Linked DNA regions of Homo sapiens: region 1 is linked to region 2. The links are chromatin contacts, found by Hi-C or POLR2A ChIA-PET in ENCODE. All regions are on one chromosome and are shown on one strand. Each heading gives the region's core, a stretch centred on a gene start or an enhancer-like site at or near the end of the contact. The rest is flanking DNA. Distances are from core to core; before and after follow the strand shown. Region 1 has its middle 76 kb from the start of LINC02622. Region 2 overlaps COL13A1 (collagen type XIII alpha 1 chain).

Region 1 (6,659 bases), core at 1,497-3,996, 1.1 Mb after region 2:
GATAAGGACCTTGAGATAATGGTCTGGAAGTTGAGAACAGAGCCACTGGGGCTCCTGGCTCCTTGCAGATCCAATCTAAGGGCTGTGGCACCAGGCTGCGTGCTCTGGATGAGTCCCTTCCCCTCTCTGGGCCTTAGACGTGATTGTTGTCATGGTGAGAACTGGGGAGGGTGTGGGAGGATGGAGATGTGCACATAGCAGGTCCTCAGGAACTCAGCTGATGATGAAGCTGCCCCAGCTCGGGGTGAAGGCTGCGGTGCCCTGTTTCCTTGACCTTAGCCATGGGCAGGTGGGCCAGTACCTCAGGTCACTGTCAGGGACTCTGGGAGATCCTGGCCCTGCCTCATCCTGGCACTGAGGCCTGCAGTGATTTCCTCACTCATTCTTACAAAAGATCTCCAGAGGTCTCAGGACTGCACTAGCTCATGGTGACTTTGTTTTTATCTGTCATTGTCTTCTGAGTGATTCCTTTGCCCCATCCTATGTTCCCCCAGTTAGAGTGTGAGCTCCCTGGGTCAAGAGGGGAAACAGAGGCTGGGTGTCCTGTCCCCCAAGTCCCAGTCCCAACCTCTCCCCTCGGCAGCTGTGTGATATGAGTAAGCTGATTAACCTCTCTGAGTCTCAGTTCTAGCCACAAGATGGGGATAAGGCCTGCTTTGCCTTCTTCTCTGGGCTCAAGTACACTAAAGAGAACTGAGACCAACCTTACCTGGAGCCCCTCAGCTGGGCCCAGTTCGGGAAACAGGTGAGCTGGGTGCAGCTCCCGGCCTCAAGGGACTTGCACTTCTTGCCGGGGAAGATGGAGCCACACTCTCGATGGGGGCTGTGGAGAGCCCTGAGGTTGGGGGAGAGTTTTCTAAGTGGGGGTATCAGGGAAGGCTTCCTGGAAGAACCATGGGCAGGACAGGTGGGCAAGGCCATGGTCAGGTGTGTGCAGGGCTATCAGGGATGCAAACCGGAACCGCAGCATACAGAGTGTGCCAGCACTGGGCCTACACAATGTTACCCCAGACCAGCAAGCAGTCCACAATGCAGCCTTGGCTCCACCCTCCTGGAGTGCACAGTGTGGTGGGGGAGACTGACTCTAATCACAAACTCACCAAGCAATGATAAGCTTTACTGGGGATGGGGGTGGCGTGGGGAGAAGGAAAGTGCTGTTTTTAAGGGAACAGCAATTATCTCCTGAATGTTTCCTATGTGCCAGTCACTTTGTGCACATTACCTTGGTTCATCCTGACTCAGGTGGACATTGTCAGTGTCCCACAGGAAACCGAGGACCAGAGAGATAAAGTAACTTGCCCAAGTTTGCACAGCAGGCAGGCAGCAGAGCTGGGCTTGAACCCAGGCCATCTGGCTCCAGAATATCACCTTACTGTAACCACGGAATGACCCTGCCTCCTCATGTGCCCACCACAGTCTGCCCTCTCTGGTATATCTTGTTCTCTCCCTGCCCCCTCTTCTTACCACCAGGATGCTGCAGCAGAACAGAGTTTGTTCTTGAGCAGTGCAGGGCAGAAGCAGCATGTTTGCAGGTGTTGCTGCAGACCTTTGCTAGATGGCACCTCTCCCTCTCCCCAGACTCCAGGAAGAGCCTCAGCGCCTGGCAGGGAGGGGGAGAGGAGAGTGAAAGGACCAGAAAAAGCACTGAGGATTGGTAGGCCCCCAAGGAGGTACGCCTGTCACTGTTTCCCTTCCTCCCCCACCCCCACCCACTTGGGGACTTTCAGGACAGAGAGAATCTGCATCCGCCCCTCCCCTGTTCACCCTACCTGGTGGGGTCCCCCAAGTTTCCCTGTGCCCAGCATCACATGGGAGCAGAAGAAATGGGAGCAGCATGGGTCGTAGCAGGGGACTCAGGTCAGGCTGGTAATGATGCAGTAGGGGCTGTGGGTGCAGAGATGGGACAGGAACAAGGATGTGCACCTGTGCTAGAAGAGCCGGTTCAAGGATGCCAGGGAGCAGCCAACACTGAGGCGTGGGAGGCTCAGCACACGAAATGCCAGGGAAAGCAGGAGGACCCTGAATGGCTTTCGATTACATTCCTGCCTCCTGGCAGAATGGGCACTTATAGTAGAACTTAAGTTCAGTGACACAAAAATACAGCCACTTTTTTCATGCCCTGATTTCAGCAACTCAGAATCACCATGAAGGAGACTTATGGGGCGCCACGAATCTGACCTCAGTGGGGAAGTCAGGGAAGGCTTCCTGTAAGAAATGATGATTGGCCTGAGTTCTGAAGGAAGAGTAGGAAATAAGAGGGTGGAAAGAATATTATAGACAGGAGGAACAGCATGTGCAAAGGCCCTATGGCAGGCAGAGCTTGATGGGAGAAACAATGAGGTACTTCCTCCTGTTGTGTGCAAACTGCCTGCTTAATCCAGCTGGGAGCCAGGACTGCAGCCAGTACATCTGCTGGTAATTAACATGGGGACCCAGGAGAGTGGGGCTCTCAGAACACCCTATCCTTGGTTTTCATCTGCTCAGACTGTGTTTTTGCCAACTCTGGGACTCCTGACACCTCCACAGACTCTGAATATGAGGAGCAGAGGAGGAGCCCTGGGCGACACCCTTATTGTCGGGCTAGAGAAACCAAGGACAGAGAAGACAAGCATTTGCCAAAGCCCACCAAGTCCACGTGGGAACAACCACTGCAGAGCTGAGGCCCTGCCGTGCAGCAACAAGCCTCCTGCCTTCAGAGAAGAAAACAAGTTCTAGCTGTTCCCCAGCCCTACTCAGGCCTGAGAGGTTTCTAGTAGTCACAGTCAGGAGGATACGATGATGGCTGCCCTGGAGATGGGCCAGTCAGAACTCACAGCCACCCACTTGTGCTGGTTATAACCCCACCACTACCATGGTGACCGCTTCAATAGCCAGGAGGGCTGAAAGGAACAGGCAGCCAAGCTGTGTCTGATACTGGCTGCTCCGTCTGAACCCCCACCTATACCTGGACCCCACAGTCCCTCTGAGGTTATGGAGGGACAGTGAAATGCTCAAGGTCACCAGCAGGCTAGTAGCTCAGGAACCCAGGCCACCAGACTGGCTCCACCTGTGCTGGAAGAGCCAGCCCTTCCTTCTCCACCAGGGCCTCTGCTCTCCTGGCCCCAAGGAGCAGGTGGCCTGTTCAAGGAGAGAGGCATAGATGGGGCGACACAAGCATCAGCCCCCTGGGCTTGCCGGGTAATTATGCATTAGGAGCTAATGTTAATAAAGGCTCCAGGAAAGAGGTTTTAATTCCAGATCTCACCACCAGATTATTGCACATGAGGGAAATATCAGAGCCCCAGACTGTCTCCATCCCTCACCCTCCATCTCCAAGCAATCTGCTGCGTTTATTAATTCTGACAGAATTTTCCCAGGCTGGGGAGGAAAGGAGAGCAGGAGGGAAGTATGGTGGGGGTGGGGAGGTAAAGGGAGAGGTGGGGCATGGCAGTTTGGAGCAGACCTTGGGCCTTCTACTCCCTCCTCAACCCTACCCACCTGCACAGCCCCAAGGCATCCCTGGGGCATGCAGCGCACAGCTCTGCCCAGCCCCAGCTCCATGCTGCTGCCTCCAGAAATGGGACCCCTCCAGCAGCTCTTTTACTATCTGTCCTCCTTGATCCTCTCAACTTCCCCCTCTTTCTCATCCCTTCCTCCTCTAAGAATCACAGTCTGACTTTCCTTCCCACCTGAACCCCACCCCAGTGGCTCCAATTCCTTGAGTTACTTACAGTGATGCTGAGATTCACCTTTTAAGAATTTATTCCCAAAATGAACCAAGTAAAAGAAATATCGGAAAAAATCTAAATATCCGTCAAAGACGTTTATTTTCTAAATTATAGTACAACCATGCACTGGAATACTCTATATGTAATGAAATGGAATAATCTAAAGGTATATTGTTGAGAGAAAAAAACATCAAGGTGCGGAACAGCATGTAAAGTGTACTACCTTTTGGTTAGAAATACACACGCACATGCACACGCACACATACACACACACACACACACATTCATGTGTATGCATAGAATATGACCTAATTCATTATAAAGACCTTGTGCAGACAAAAGGAGATGATGTTTATAAAATACTTGGTACAATGTCTGTTACATAGTAAACTCTCACTTAAAGCTTACTGTTGTTATCATTTGACATCTGACTCCTAAGTTGCTTCCCACTCTACCTTGAAGCCTCTCTGGAAAGGACATTTGCATGAACAACACTTGAGAAGAGGATGGGTTATAAATGAGAGGAAGCCAGCATAGGTTTTGGGGGGCAATAGGAGGTCGTATGCTGGTAAAGCCGCACAGGGGCTCTGACTGCATCCCCAGATGGTGCCCACCACGTCAGGGGCCTCGGGAGGCGACAAAGAAACCCAGACCTACAGCTGGAAGTTTCAGGAAGATGGAACTCAGTGTAGAAGAAGCAAGCACCATTACAGCTAATTTCCTGAGGAAGTGGTGATCTCACCATTACATCAGACATCCCAGCAGAGGTGGGCCACCACTTGGTTAGGCAGCCGGAGAGGAAATAGTTATATAGCATGAAGATGCAGCCAATCTCTGTAACATGGTTCTAAAGGTCTGTGATCATGAGTGCAAGCTCTTAAGGTCTTCAGGAATCCCCCAGGGAGCTTGCGGAAATGCAGATCCCCATACCCCCACTTACAGATACTCTATTTGGCTGGGGTGGGACCCAGAAATCAGAATTTGTAAAAAAAAAAAAAAAAAAAAAAACTACAGTAAGGCAATATGGTATTGGCAAAAATATAGACACATAGAGTAATGGAACAGAATAGAGAGTTTAAAAATAGACCCACATAAATATAGCCAATTGATTTCTAACAAAGGTGTAAAGGTGATTCCATTGAGAAGGGATAGTCTTTTCAACAAATGGTGCTGGAACAACTGAACATCCACACGAGAAAAATGAACTTCAACCTAAACCTCATAGCTTATACAAAAATTAACCCAAAGAGATCATAGATCTAATCTAAAATGTTTAGAAAAATAAAACATAGGAGAAAACATAGGTGATCTAGGAATAGCCAAAGAGCTCTTAGGGATGATGCCCAAAGAAACATCTAGAACAGCAAAAGCTGATAACTTGGATGGCATCAGAATTAAAGAGGCACTGTTAAAAGAATTCAAAGACATACTACAGACTGAGAGAAATCACATATAGTACTTGCCAAAGGATCTATATCCAGAATATATTTAAAAAGCTCTAAAAACTCCACAGTAAGAAAATAAACAGACCAACTAAGAAATGGATAAAAGAATTGAACAGATACATCACTAAAAAGGACATGAGCCTGGCTGTATTAGTCAGGGTTCTCTAGAGGGACAGAACTAATGTGTGTATATATATATATGCATTATATATATAATTATATATAATGCATATATATATTCATTATATATTATATATTAGGTGAATATATATATATGTGTATATATTCACAATCACAAAGTCCCACAATAGGCCATCTGCAGGCCGAGGAGCAAGGAGAGCCAGTACAAGTTCCGAAACTGAAGAACTTGGAGTCCGATGATGGAGGGCAGGAAGCATCCAGCATGGGATAAAGATGTAGGCTAGCAGGCTAAGCCAGTCTCTCTTTTCACATTTTTCTGCCTGCTTCTATTGTAGCCATTCTGGCAGCTGATTAGGTCATGCCCACCCATATTAAGGGTGGGACTGCCTTTCCCAGCCCACTGACTCAAATGTTAATCTCCTTTGGCAACACCCTCACAGATACACCCAGGATTAATACTTTGTATCCTTCAATCCAATCAAGTTGACACTCAGTATTAACCATCACAAGTCCACCGTTTGTCAATTTGAACCCATACGTATCTCCTGAGATCATACATAATCTTCTAAGAAAGACAATAATGAGGTCTTAATTACGCCTAACATAATACAACTATCCTTTGTACAACTGGAAACACACCAATCTCCAACCCAAATACCATTACATAAAGTGAATGATACTAAATGCTGATGCTAAGTCAACAAATCCTATGTCACATGATAAAGGAGAAAGGTGATAAAATGAAGATATTTTCTTAGTACAAGTGTATACATGCACAAACATGTTTTTAACAAAAGAAGGACAATTACAGTCCCCGTTTCTGCAACTGGTCACTTGGTTGTGGCTGTTATTGATGACTACCTTCTTCTACTACCCATTCTGTATTCCCTTTGCCTTTAGCAAGCATCTCAGCAGGTCTTGGTTTTTTTCCTGGTGGAGTGACACAAACCTTCATTTCTGAAGAGTCTGGGTCTTTTGTAGTCCTGCCTGGATTGGGATGTTGTAGTTTCCTTTCGACCTTAATCACAGGGCATGGTAATACTAAGAGACACCCTAATGGATCTCCTGTATTCCATGCATACTCTTCCCTACCTCCGTTGTGGAGTAATAGACTGATTTCTACTTGATAGTCTGGATCAGTCACCCCAGCCAACACTGTAACTCCCTTCTCAGCCTGTTGACTTAAAGGTAGGAGGATCCCAAACTGTCCAGGTGGCAACCTTAACTTCCAGTTTAATGGAATCGTTGTTGTGTCTCCTGGTGGGAATGTTCCTCCCTCTGGAACTAAGACCTCCAGGCCAGCAGAACATAATGTCATGGGAAGAGGAAGGGAACATTTTGCTAGTGGATAACTAGGGGTGATGCT
Region 2 (6,534 bases), core at 1,745-4,244:
TGGGGCTGCAGACAAAGCCAGAACCTCTCTCTAATTCAGTGAAATTAAATCAGACAAAAATAGGCCCACGTATACCATAGACATGGAAATACACAACACACAGGCCCCAGAAGACCCACAACTACCACCACACAATGATTACTCAAAACAGCCATCAACAAGAGCTGTCAGTGTGTGCCAGGCACCCTGTTACCCATTTCACAGGCCTGGTTATATTTCATTCACCAACAGTTTTATGAATTAGGCATGATCATCCTTATTTCACGATGAGGAAATCGAGGCTCAGAGAGGTTAACCAAGTTGCCAAGGTCACACAGCCAGTACATTGCAGAGTGGGGATTTGTACCCAGTCTCTCTGCCTGTTACTAGCTGTGTCATTTGGGGCAAGTTACTTGACCTGTGTCCCAGCCTTCTCATCTATAAAATAAGGATAATAACAGTGTCTATTTCACAGGGTTGTTGTTGATATGTAAAGCATTTGGAATAGTTCCTGGCACAGTTTAAGAGACATAATTGTTAGCTGTTTTTATTACTATTATCCATATTTTGGAGATAAGGTAACTGAGGCTCAGAGAAGTGAATTGATTTGCCCAAGGTTATACTAACAGTAAGAGGCAGAATTGAAACTGGCCTTGAAGCAGAATTGAAATTGAAGTCAGGTCTTCAGACCTCACATCCAGGGCTCTCTCAGCTGGACCTACCTCCTCTCTACTTAGAAATGCAGACTGCTTAGCATCTGATCCCTCGTAACCTGAGTTTGGGGAGCAAGGGAATTTGTGGAGGGAATGTAGTCCACAACCCACATTGTGAGCAAGTGCTTCCTTCTTCTTCCTGCCTTCCTAACCCAAGGAGGCTTGGATAGGAGCAGATCACAAAGAACAAAGCCATCTGGCCTCTGCTCTTCAGAGATCACAGCTTGATTCCAGGCTGGCTGGCCCATGGCTGCCCCTGTGCTCCTCACCTTTCTCATGCTGCACCAGGTACCCCGCCCAGCACAGGGACGCTAGCAGTGGCAGGGCTCTGAGCTGCTTTCTACAAGCCTGACCGCAGAGCCTCAAGCAACAATCTGGCCTGACTCAGGAGTCAGGAGCCCAAGGGCCTAGATGTTCAGGCACCTGATTGAACAAGGCTGAAAAATCCCTCCAATTAACAGCTAAAAATACAGAGGGACACGTGACTCCAGTGCCACCCAAGCCTGCAGGCCACATATCTCATTACGCCTGGCCAAATCCTCGAGAGCCTCCGTGTGCCCGAGCACTCACCAGAGCATGGCTACTCAGGAGGCCCACTGGCAGCTTAGAGAAGTACCAGGCCCACCCCTGTCACCCACCCCAGGCTGTGCCGGACCCCATTCCAGGAGAGCTGAGTCCACACTCTCAGAATAGCCATTCTCCTGGGCCCCAACAGCGACCTCCCAGCCTTAGGTGTATCAGCTGTTCTTTTTTGAGCCCTCACTGGGTTCCAGACATTGTTGTGAGAATTCTATGCAAATTATCTCATGCATTCCCCACACCAGCCATCTCACTATCCCCCGCTTTACAAAGGAAGAACTCAAGAGGGGTGCAGGATTCCATCCAGGCCACTGCATGTTACTGCCTCCCTTTTCAAGAGCAAGAGGTGGTGAAGCCAGAACTTTCTGTGCTACCCTGACCTGGTTTCCAAAGTAGAGAAAGAAGACGAGGCACCTCTGAGCTACCTGCTGCAGATTCTGCCTCCAGAATCAGGTTTTTTATGCTGTCAGCCACTATGGGACATAAAAATGCTTGTCCATTTCTTATCAATAAACCAATATTGATTTTACAGGCTCTACAAGCCGCTTAAACATTGGGTCTAAGATTCACTGAAAAAGGAAGCTTTATATGAAATATGATGTGCTTAGCAGATGGTGTTGGACGTCATTTCCAAAGAGCAGAAAGTGTAGATGGTGAGCCCTTTTTGCTGGGGGCTTACTTGGAAAGAATAGGGAGAGTCTGCAGTTCCAACTTTGGGTCCTGGCGCCACCCTGAATTCCCATGTGACTTTGATCAGAGAATTCAACTTCTTGGAGCCTCAGTTTTCTCTTCTGTAACATAGGACTTGTGACGTTATGAAGATTCTAGAATTTCACAGCCAGAAAGGAGCTCGGGAGTTTACTTCAGACTAAGCCTCCCCCATCTTGTGAATGTAGAAACCCACAAAAAATATAAACACACAAAGTACAGGATTCTGAGGAGGTTCCGGGACCCAAGCAGCTGAATCAGATTTGATGTGGTTGAAAAGGAGGCTGCACTGGTCCCTTTTTAAGGCCTGAGGCTTAGTGAAGCCTTTCTTGGTTCAGAAGAAACACTGACACCTGAGACTTATCAACAACCAACATGCAGCCGGGTGGGGGACCTGCAGTCAGGGCAGCTGCCACAGTGATTTCAACACCTGCTCCTCTGCCATGGACACCCTGAGCCCTAAAGTGGCTTCTCAGAGGGTGTGGCAGGATAGGACCCAGGCTCCAGAGTGACACTGCTAGATGCCATCTGCCTACAGGTTTTCCAGCCAAAAGATGGTGCAAGCAGGTCTTGCTGAAAGCTTACATTTCTCATTCCCAGGTTGTGCACTCCTATTTATCACCACCACTTCCCTCTAGAGTTTGCAGCAAGCATCATCAGCTGCCTTCCTCGCATGGGGAAGCAGGAGACCCCTCAGGTGTGTCATAGGGGCTTGCTGAGATCCTCTGAGAAAGGTGGGCCGGCCTGGAACTCCAGCCGCCTGCATCCCCCAGCCTCCACCCTAGAGCTCCCACACCTGCCAGGAGGTTCTGCTTCAGCCCATCTGCAGGGATGGGCCCCTCCTCACAAGAGCTAAGCCCAGATTGATCCCAGAGAGGTCATTTAGAAAATAACAAACCAAGGAGCCAGACTTGGTTTAGATCTAAGATGACTTTGTGTTGCCCCAGCCCTGAAATCTGGGTCACGTGCACCAGGCCATCTCCTCCTCCAGGGGGAGCATGATGCCATCGCTACCTCCCTGGGCTCACAGTCCATCCCGTGGACAGGCATGGTGGGAAGGCGGGCTCAGAGCAGCTGGCTGAGGAGACAAGGGAATAATAACAGCCTCCCCACGCAGCATAAAGCACTTCCACACAGCTTCCAAACTCTTTCAATGAAACCAAAGATTGCAGGCTCAATTGCCCTCCCAGGCCAGGCAGATCACCTTAAGTAACAGAAGCAGGCTGTGTGTGAGAAGGGCTAGGAGGGAGAGGACAAAAGCAGCCAGAGAACTCAGGCCCCACTTAACAGGCAGCCACTCCTTGGACGTAGGAATGTGGGCCCAGCTCAGCCAGGGTTCCCAGTGTTTCATCAGAAGCCACCAATTCAAATTTTATATGTAAAGTCTCTTGCTCAGTTGTTTAGTGAGCCAAATAAAATTCCATGGGCTTTGACCTAAGGATCCCATTTGATCCTCTGGGTCAGATAAAGACAGCAAAAAGCTGAGACAGGAAACGAGGGCTATTGTTCCCATTCTATGGCTGAGAGACTGGGGCTTAGGGAGAACTGTGCCTCGCCACACAGGGAGGGTGACAGAGGCAGGCCCAGGCTGAAGATTCAGGCCATCTGGCCAGGCTGGGAGCAGGCCTTTGGTTGGGCCAGGGGCTGTCTCCCACCCACTCCTCTGCCTCTGCCCCCCCGCAGAATGTCTCTCCGCAGCAACTCCTCTTTGGAAGCCCCACCTTCAGGGACCTAACATCTTGGCGTTCTTCTCACTGCCACCAGCCCCTGCATGTCATCACCACTACCACAGCATCATCACCATCATGCCACCGCTTCCTCCCCCCATCACCACTCCTTCCCGGCAGAAATCACAGCAGGCCTTCACTGGGTGCATGGCCTGAGGGTGGGGGACGGTCTGCAGCTCTGGGGGCCTTCCCTCTAACATTCGTTTCCATGAACCTCAGGGCGAACAGAGCCAGGCCAGCATCCAAGGTCCACCAGGGCCCCCAGGCCCCCCTGGACCAAGTGGACCTCTGGGGCACCCAGGACTGCCAGGGCCTATGGGGCCACCTGTAAGTATTCCCTTCCTCTCTCCTTCAAGACTTATCCCAAGAACTCTCTGGAAACCTCCAAACCTTGAATAGGCAGTGGGTCCCCTACAAAAAGCAGAAATGCCTTGGCAGGGCCATTGGATGTGGGTGAACCATGCAAGGGGCTATTCATCCCCATCACACTCACCACCTGTTGCACTCTGGCTCTGAAACACAACCTGGGCCATGTTCCCTGCCTTCCAGGGAGGAGACCGCCAATGGCCTGCCTGCCCCGTTCCCAGCCCCAGCAGAGAGGAATTTGGAAAGAGAATTCCCAAGGGCACCTCTGATGGCTATCCCTGAGCCCCTTAGCAAAACCTGAGTCAGGCAGTGGGTTCTGAAGGAGGTAGTGAGGGGTCATCCAACTACCTGGCACCCCAGTGAACATGCCTTCCAGGGGCGTGTGCAGGTTTCACACTGCTGGGCCACCTGCCAGCTGAGCTGAAGGTCCAGTCAGCCAAGAGCCCTGCGCCAAGCCTGAGGATGCATCAAGCCTGCGGGGCCTGCAGGGTCACTGCCTGGAGGACTCCAGAGAGGCCAACTGGCACCTCTCCAGGCTGGACCACATTCAAGTGACAGGTCAAGCCCAGCGGCCGCCAAGTCACCCATGTTCAAGCCCTGGCTAAGACTCCACTCTTTCCCAGCCCAATTTATACAACAAAGCCCCAGGACAGAATAACTCAGTGGGTACCTGGACTTCAGAGAAAACGGGTCTTCCACCCACCCGTAAGACTAATGTTATTGGAGAGGCAGGTAAAGGGCAAAATGCTTTTTAAATAATGTTTTTCCCATGTGGTAGAAAAACCAAAACAAAACCTGTTTTTCCTTCTTATGACAAAAGCACCATAAATTAATTGTGAAAAGAATGGAACATAGACAAAGAAACATAATGTTTGTGCGCATCTCTGATAGTTTTGCTGGAATAGAGTCCCAGAGGTGGAATCACTGGGCAAGGATGTCCCCAACAATTAGCACCCTGTGTGTACGGCCACATTCTAGATGGCCTGTTTGCATGTCTGGGCCCCTTGGCTGCCCAGCTTTCAATCTCAAAGCTTGTTATAGGGTCTTCCTGGGCCGGGCCACAGCTATGGCCGAACACAGCATCCACCTTGGCTGGGAAGGCCAGCACAATGACCCCTGCAATGCTTGACCCCTGAAATGAATTTTAAATTTTTCCACAATTTCGCCCCAGCACCCCAGAGAGGGGGGTTAGTCTTATTTCCACCAGTTTTTAGATGGGAAAACCTGAAAGGAAGGGAAACTCAGGAAACGGAACCAAACTAAGGCAAGAAAACCAAAAAGTGCTCCAAATTCACTTTTTGCTGACCGCTGCCCTTTCTACCCCACCCCCCTCCTAACACTTGGGGCTCTCATCCACTGAACCCAAGCCAGGTGGTTTTCTTTGTTAGGTTGTTTATAACAACAACGACAACCAAAAAAAGAAAACCAGAGAGCATGTTTCTTAACCCAATTGCAATAGACCAGACTCAGGCATCACGGCTTTCTCCAGCCCACGTTTGCTGTCCACACCTACACCCAAGGCTGCGGTGGAGCCAGCAGCCTTCCCTGGCCTCTCCCTCGGCTCACACCACCTCACTGTGGCCAGCTGCCATGCCCACAGCACCATGGGCAGAAGGAGACAGAGGGCTCCTCCACTGGCAGGCAGGACCAAGGGCAAAACCGAGGCTTTGCTGGGCAAGGCCGGCTTTCTAGGGAGGGGTTCCAATTAGGAGGTGGGTGAATGAGGATCTGGACCAAACCACACTGTCAATTTAGCATGATGCTGCTGACCTACTTTCCATGGGTGAGCACAGCAGAATTGCCCGCGGCCCCCACATGGCTGCAAAGAGGGACATAAGCCTGTTATCCCCACGTGCCCTCAGCAGGTTTCAGATCCCCTTCTAGGATCCACTAGAGCTGTTGGCTATAGCATGCCTATTCTCTTGCCATAGCTATTGGGAGCTGCTCTGCCCCTAGGGTCTACTGTAAGTATGGCTAGCCCCAACCAGCTCTACTCACCTTTTCTTTTTTCTTTTTTTTTTTTTTTTTGCTTCCACAGGGCTTACCTGGGCCTCCTGGACCAAAGGTGAGTGTCCTTCTGGGTGATGTGTTGAACAGGTGGGAGAATTCCCTGCAGGAGGGAGGGGGAGGCAGCACAGAAGGTGACTGAGGCAGGAGCAGAGAGGGATCTCAGCTGAGAGACAGATCAAGCTTGACCCACTTACAAAACACCACCCTTCTCAGGAACTAACTTGATTCCAACAAGAATTGCACTTCTTGGGTGCTCACGCCAATGAAGCTAGTGCTACGGGCTGGCATTGAAGGCACAGTCCACCCTCTAAGGAGTATAGCGTCTAGCTGGAAACTCTAAGCTCATGCCCAGAACACCGTCACAATATCCCAATAAAATAGTGTTTTATAAGGTGTCAGAATGGGAAGAGACCTCTAGGGTAATCCAGTCTCCTGTGAACCCTCACCCAGAA

What was found. A loop is a pair of places that touch in the nucleus more often than their neighbours do. ChIA-PET counts read pairs that join two places held with the same protein, here RNA polymerase II (POLR2A).
Region 1: a map of posterior vena cava shows a loop between it and region 2 (13-fold over the local background). The contact joins two enhancer-like sites. A Hi-C loop is called at or near these places in 1 of 168 maps with a recorded cell type or tissue (posterior vena cava). POLR2A ChIA-PET finds 5 or more read pairs at or near these places in 1 of 52 experiments (CD8-positive, alpha-beta memory T cell).

What each region holds. Positions count from the first base shown.
Region 1 is chr10:71,011,430-71,018,088 of GRCh38, forward strand. No RefSeq gene overlaps it. Among named protein-coding and RNA genes, the nearest start is that of LINC02622, 76 kb to the left of the region's middle. Within about 2 kb of position 2,747, at least 4 of the 41 ENCODE cell types and tissues checked have a DNase peak (open chromatin) inside an H3K27ac peak, as active enhancers do.
Region 2 is chr10:69,898,823-69,905,356 of GRCh38, forward strand. It overlaps COL13A1 (collagen type XIII alpha 1 chain), which reads left to right. Exons shown (of 41, transcript NM_001368882.1): 15 at 3,926-4,033; 16 at 6,111-6,137. Among named protein-coding and RNA genes, the nearest start is that of COL13A1, 100 kb to the left of the region's middle. RefSeq lists enhancers at 4,085-4,684, 5,677-6,177. Within about 2 kb of position 2,995, at least 6 of the 41 ENCODE cell types and tissues checked have a DNase peak (open chromatin) inside an H3K27ac peak, as active enhancers do.